Regions from separate parts of the Mus musculus genome. Here region 2 is linked to region 1. Evidence: chromatin loops called from intact Hi-C (ENCODE). Cell type or tissue: left cerebral cortex. All regions are shown on one strand. Links, peaks and the distances in the headings refer to the core of each region. The heading gives the core; the rest is flanking DNA.

Region 1 (2,920 bases), core at 96-2,595:
AGTATCTTGGCTCTTTCTTTCTGACCTTATTGAGGTTGTAGTTAATGCTGTTGGCTGCCTGCTTATTACACTTTAATACCTTGATTGTTCCCAAATTGTAGTTTTTAATACTGCAGCCATTTCCTCCCTTCTAAGTGGTAGTAAGGATCATAAACCCAAGGGAAGCCTCCCAAAGGACCTCATAAAGTAAACAGCAGGGAAGAGAGTGAGGAGACCCCTGAAACACAGATCCATCTCCAAACAATGCATAACTGCAATACACAAACACAAGAAATATGAAAATGCAGGCAGTGCGACTCATCCAAAGCACATGGCTTCTCAGTGAGATGCCGAAATCCCAAAAAAGTGTTACTTTATTCAAATAAATAAGCAGGCGAGAAGTCGACATGAAACCTGAATAAGAAAGCCAGCAATGTGGCTAAGAAATTCAGCAGAGTAATCGAGACTAGGAGTGAAAACTCAGAAATACTGGAAATGAAAACTCAGCAAAGCATACTTCAATGCGCGCACATATGTGCATCTACACACAATCGTTGGCTCTTGTTATGTTGATCCACCAACTGGGGACCAAGCATTCAAACATATGAGCCTATGGGACCCACAAAACACAGTGGGGAGGCTCTGTCTGCAGCAGTCTATAGGAGCTCGGCACTGTCACAGGGAAGAGACTCTGTGGACACGTAGGCCATCTGAGTGTGGGGTAGCTGGGAGGATGCGAGGGGGAAGCTTGAGGGTTTGGCTTCATTCTCTTCCCAGCATTGCCTTGGGAAAGACTGCTGTTCCCTGGTGGCATGAAGAACATTCATGCTCTTTAGAAGCCCAGGTAACTCAGGGATACAGACAGACAGACCAAAGGAACCCTGCTGGCATTAGGTGTTGAAGAAAGACAGGCATTTTGCCCCTCCTGCTCTGTACAAGGAGTAGGAACAGTATACACTTCTCCAGGTTGTGACCAGGAATGTAAGGAGGGTCCTGTGGTGGAGACAGAAGGCAGTTATGGTGGAGGCTGCAGTGGAGACATAGAAGGCAGTTATGGTGGAGGCTGCAGTGGAGACATAGAAGGCAGTTATGGTGGAGGCTGCAGTGGAGACATAGACGGCAGTTATGGTGGAGGCTGTGATTCACCAGGATGGAGATGAGATACCTGCTGCTCACTCTCCTCAGGCCCAACATCTAGACGTGGAGAGTGCCTTTTCATGAGACCCGAAATGAGACAGCACAAGTCCCCTGAATGAGTTAACGAGAGGACCCAGAATCCTCAAGCCTTCCTTCTGTGTTGTGAGTTTTCCTTTGTAGCCACTAGATGGCAGTGTGCCAAAGGCTATTCCTTATGCCAAAGGCTGTTAACAGTCATGGACTGCTCCTAAATTTTACCTTGTTCTAAGACGTAAAATTATGCCCAGGATTTCTATGTATGAGCTGGGAACCTGCCCCATACGCTCTCAACATGCACACGCGTTGCCACAGCACAACCAGAAGCCGAATGCGCCTAGATCTGGTTAAATGGCACTTCTTGTCCTACTTGGCTTTGCTCCCTTCGGCCATTTTACAATTGTAGAGCATCAGGCAGCAGGGTGACTGTGTCCTTGGCTTGCTTTATAGCCATGGTCAAGAGTTTCATACTAAAGTTCCCAATGCCCACAGATCCCCCAGCATCTAAATCATGAGGAACTCTGCTGTGAAGTTCACAAGTGTGTGCCGAGTGTGTTGAGGGGCTAAGAATTTAGGCCCCTTCACATCAGGGCCATCTCTCTGTTGTCTTACAGAGATCCTGCTTGGGTACTCCTCACTGTCAGGAGTGGTGTTCAGACACCTCCTAAGATGTAGCTAAACGATAAAAACACAGTTTGCTTCACCAGGAGCTGGCCTGTTTGATGCCCTATATGAACAGAGCCCATGCTTAGCTACAGTTACCTTCCTGTTTCTGTTACCATGGCAAACCCTCAAGTAGGAAACTCTAGAAATGAACAATTCACAAATTTTAAATAACTCTGATTGCAGACTGTGGTAATTATCGTGTTTTATAACTAATAGTTATGGTTAATCTCTTACCATGACTAATTTGGAAATTAAGCTGTATCATAGGTGTGTAGGTGTGGGGGAAACCCAGAGTATTCAGGATATGGTACTATTGAGGCTTTCAGATATCTGCCAGGCATATTGGAAGACCCCCCCCCCACACACACACACATTAATAATGCTGGCTGTTGTTCTACGATGAGACCAGAAGCAATTTCATAAGTTTCTCTTTAATCAGTGGCACAGCGCTGATGGCTGTCACCATTATCAGCACGGATGTAGATTTGTTTTGTGACATCCTTTCTAGTGGTTAGACACCAACTTGAAGCTCTCAGAAAGCCTCATATAAAGTCATACATAATTCACACACTAAATGGTGGATCTGGAACTCTGCCTCTTGTCTTCCTGGCTGGAATTTAAAACATAAAAGGATCATTTAGTGCTTGGGCCCTCTTCCTTCTGGAATGTGCTTGACAGAATTCCGGTAAGTGTGAACCATTCCACTAAATCTTTGTTCAAGACTCAAAGACTCACTTTCAGACCAGTGGCAAAGAGCTTTTGAGTGGGAACTATCTCAATTCTAACTAATATGTCAAATTCTGATTTTAAGGTGCCCAATAGATTGAACTCAAATAATCAGATTCCTGTTTGCAATGAACTTTTCTTTGAAACACACCAACAGGCATCATTACAACTTATGTTCTGCACCTACCAGAATATGCCATCCTGTCTGGAAAGGGCATAAATGTCAAAGAGCTTTCCAGAACTGTATGCAGTCTGTCCTCCTTCTCTTCTTTCTGTCTCTCCTCTGAGTTTCCTCCTTCCTCTCTCTCCTTCCACAGCTGACCGAATGCAGGGCTTCATACGTGCCAGGCCTGGTACTATTGAGCTCTGCCTCAAC
Region 2 (2,920 bases), core at 162-2,661, 250 kb after region 1:
CAAGGTCACACTGTTCCTGAGGGCAACCACTCTCAACCATTGATGCATAGAGGCCACACCAGTCCAATCTTCCATAGAGAACCTTCCGGGATGTTCTTCAACCCTGAGTCCCATGGAACCAAACACTCTGTGCTCATGCTGGCATTCATCTCTTCACCCTTCAGGGGTTGTTTCCAAGAGCATGACCTAAAGATGCCACACACAGCACCATAGGGCCCAGGTGGCCTGATGACTCTTGGCCTGTCTGAGAGAAGTTGCAGAGGTAAGCATCAGTCACCCCAAAATATCTTCAATGCATACTCTTACCTGACTTTTTAAACAGCGAGGAATCAGCTGTTGACATTCCTGTCTGGCTGCCTGCCTCTCTATCATAGGGCAGATGTATATCCATCCATCTTTCCTTCCATCCATCCATCCATCTATTAAATTGCTAATCAAGCATATAATAGGTACATATAGATGATAAGTAGAAAGATATAAATACAGGTAAAGGACTGATAAATAATAGATAATTGATAGTTATTAATAGATACCTGTAGATATGTGATAAAATAGATTGATGTAGATATATCTCTCTATATAGATATATAGATAATTGATAGATGACTGGTAGATAATAGAGATTGATAAATGAGATGTGGATAATAGACAATATATAGATGACTGATAGATGACAAGTAGAAGTTAGGTAGATGCATAGACAGAGAGACAGATATCACCTTCGGGCAGGGGTGCAGCTTAGCATGGCTCACATTGATTGACCATCAGCACTCCTCCTCTCCCACTCTGCTCTGCATTCTGTGGGCTCTGTGGCTTCCTTCTCTCCTGTTGCCCACTAGCCCTATCTTCTCTCCTGGGTTCCATTTACAGATCAGTTAGGGTCCCTTGAGGAAGAATAAGATGCCAATTATTTGAGCAAAAAGAAATTCATACAAAGAAGTGTTGCTAGGCCTGGCGGCAGGCACCTGTGGTCCCGAGTGCTCCGGAGCTCCAGCAGCAGCATGGCCTGAGCCTAAGAATTTGAGATCATCCTTGTAAAGAGTTAACTGTGTAAGAACAAGACAGAAGATTCTAAGGGAAAACAGAAGCAGCCACTGTAGGAAGCTGTCTCTACTTCCAGGGCTGGGGGAATTAATCAAAGAACTAAGATTGTCACAGTGCCTAGACGATTTGGAGGGAGGGACCTGGTACAGCATGGTCCCAGATATCTGGAAGGAGCGGAGCATGGCCTCTTCTGCAGAGAGGGTGCTGGCACAGCATAGGCCAAAGAGCCACATCTGAGAAACAGATGATGGAGACATTGCTCGTGGGTCCAGCAGCTGCTAAGCAGCTGCTGCAGTTGGGAGGGAAAAGGAGCCCAGGCAGGGGCAGCTGGCTCTCTGAGGAGAGACTGCCCTGGAGTACCTGCTTTCTGCTTGGCCTTCCATTCTTCTTAGCACCCCCTGGTGGTCAGAACAACAGGGTGTTGCTGACAGGAGAGAATCCTTGCTTTGCAGAGTCCCTGGCCAGTACCACAAAGAGTGATTCATAAATTCAAGGTCAGACACAAAGGGTCACCAAGGTGATAAGACCCAGAGAGACCTGTGATAGAGGAAGAAGGACTGTATGTGGCTCTTCGTTCTTTGAGAGCTCAGGCCTGGAGTAGACATGCCTCCTTGGGGACAGATTTGAGGTTGGATGTGAAGGAGACACGAGAGCAGGGATATGGAATGGAGCCTTCCTTCCAGGGGTGGGACCGGATAACAGGCAGTGGAATGGATATCACGCTCCCAGAAGAAACAACCTCTGAAGGAACTGTCTACCATTTGCCAGACCCATTGGAACCCTAGAGGTGAACAGAGCTCAAGGTGTGCCTCATGGGTCAACAAGGGCACTGGGGGCAGATGGGCAAAGATTGTCTTTCCTACTCTGGAGCTAAGGAGACTGAGGTCGAAGGATCAGCAAGCAGAGACGTCAGCTAGTGTGCCACAAGTACTCAGGAGAGCTATGGACGATGCCTGGCTCATTTATAGATAACAATGTCATGTCAAGTCATCACAAGACTGGACACTCCAGATAATGGGCCAAGGGTGATATTAGGGGAATCCTGAACTCAGCACCAACGCTATCCAGTTATCTGGCCCCAGTGAGGAAGATGAGAAGGCAGTTTGGTTTCTGTGGAGTCAGAAACACAGACAGGCCTCAACCCCTATAGAACAATCAGACTCTATCTATCGTCAGACTAGCTCTCCATGCACAGGACTCAGGCCTGGGAACCCAAGGGTGTGAGCAGGTTGAGTCCTGTAATGGGTTGCTAATTGTTCTGATTGCAGCTCTGGGTAGAGTGTTTCTGGAACTGCAGAGATCTGACAGGGGAGGAAATACCAGCAGAACATTCTGGATGAATAATTCAGTGTGCTGAAATGGGAAATGAGAAAGTTTGCTTTCCACTAAACTCAAATTTGAAAAGAAGAAAAAGGAAATAGGCAAGCTGAACTGAGAGTGTGGTCTCCTCACACTCAGACCTCAGTGTGCACTCTCCCCACACTCAGACCCAAGTGTGCACTCTCCCCACACTCAGACCGGAGTCTGCACTCTCCTCACACTCAGGCCTGAGTGTGCATTCTCCCCACACTCAGACCTCAAGTGTGCACTCTCCCCACACTCCCCACACTGGGACCTCAGTGTGCACTCTCCCCACACTCAGACCCGAGTCTGCACTCTCCTCACACTCAGGCCTGAGTGTGCATTCTCCCCACACTCCCCACACTCAGCCCCAAGTTTGCACTCTCCCCACACTCAGGCCTGAGTGTGTACTCTTCCCACACTCAGACCCTAGTGTGCAGTCTCCCCACACCCAGACTCTTTCTTGCATCATAAAGCACTGATTCACAGTTTACTCATGCTGATGTATGAACACAAGCTAGCATGGGAAAATACC

What was found. A loop is a pair of places that touch in the nucleus more often than their neighbours do. Peaks named below come from ENCODE experiments on the same cell type or tissue, not always from the same donor. Only the 100,000 strongest peaks of a DNase experiment are listed, where the experiment ranks them.
Region 2: a loop joins it to region 1, with 3 times the contacts of the local background. A loop is called at or near these places in 5 of 42 quality-filtered maps.

Annotation. Positions count from the first base shown.
Region 1 is chr9:122,728,133-122,731,052 of GRCm38, reverse strand. No RefSeq gene overlaps it. Among named protein-coding and RNA genes, the nearest start is that of Gm51699, 9.4 kb to the left of the region's middle. In left cerebral cortex, for the core only: a CTCF peak has its summit at 1,303 (motif pointing right); a DNase peak (open chromatin) is centred at 1,319.
Region 2 is chr9:122,474,984-122,477,903 of GRCm38, reverse strand. No RefSeq gene overlaps it. Among named protein-coding and RNA genes, the nearest start is that of Gm35454, 38 kb to the right of the region's middle. In left cerebral cortex, for the core only: a CTCF peak has its summit at 1,455 (motif pointing left); DNase peaks (open chromatin) are centred at 1,436 and 2,324.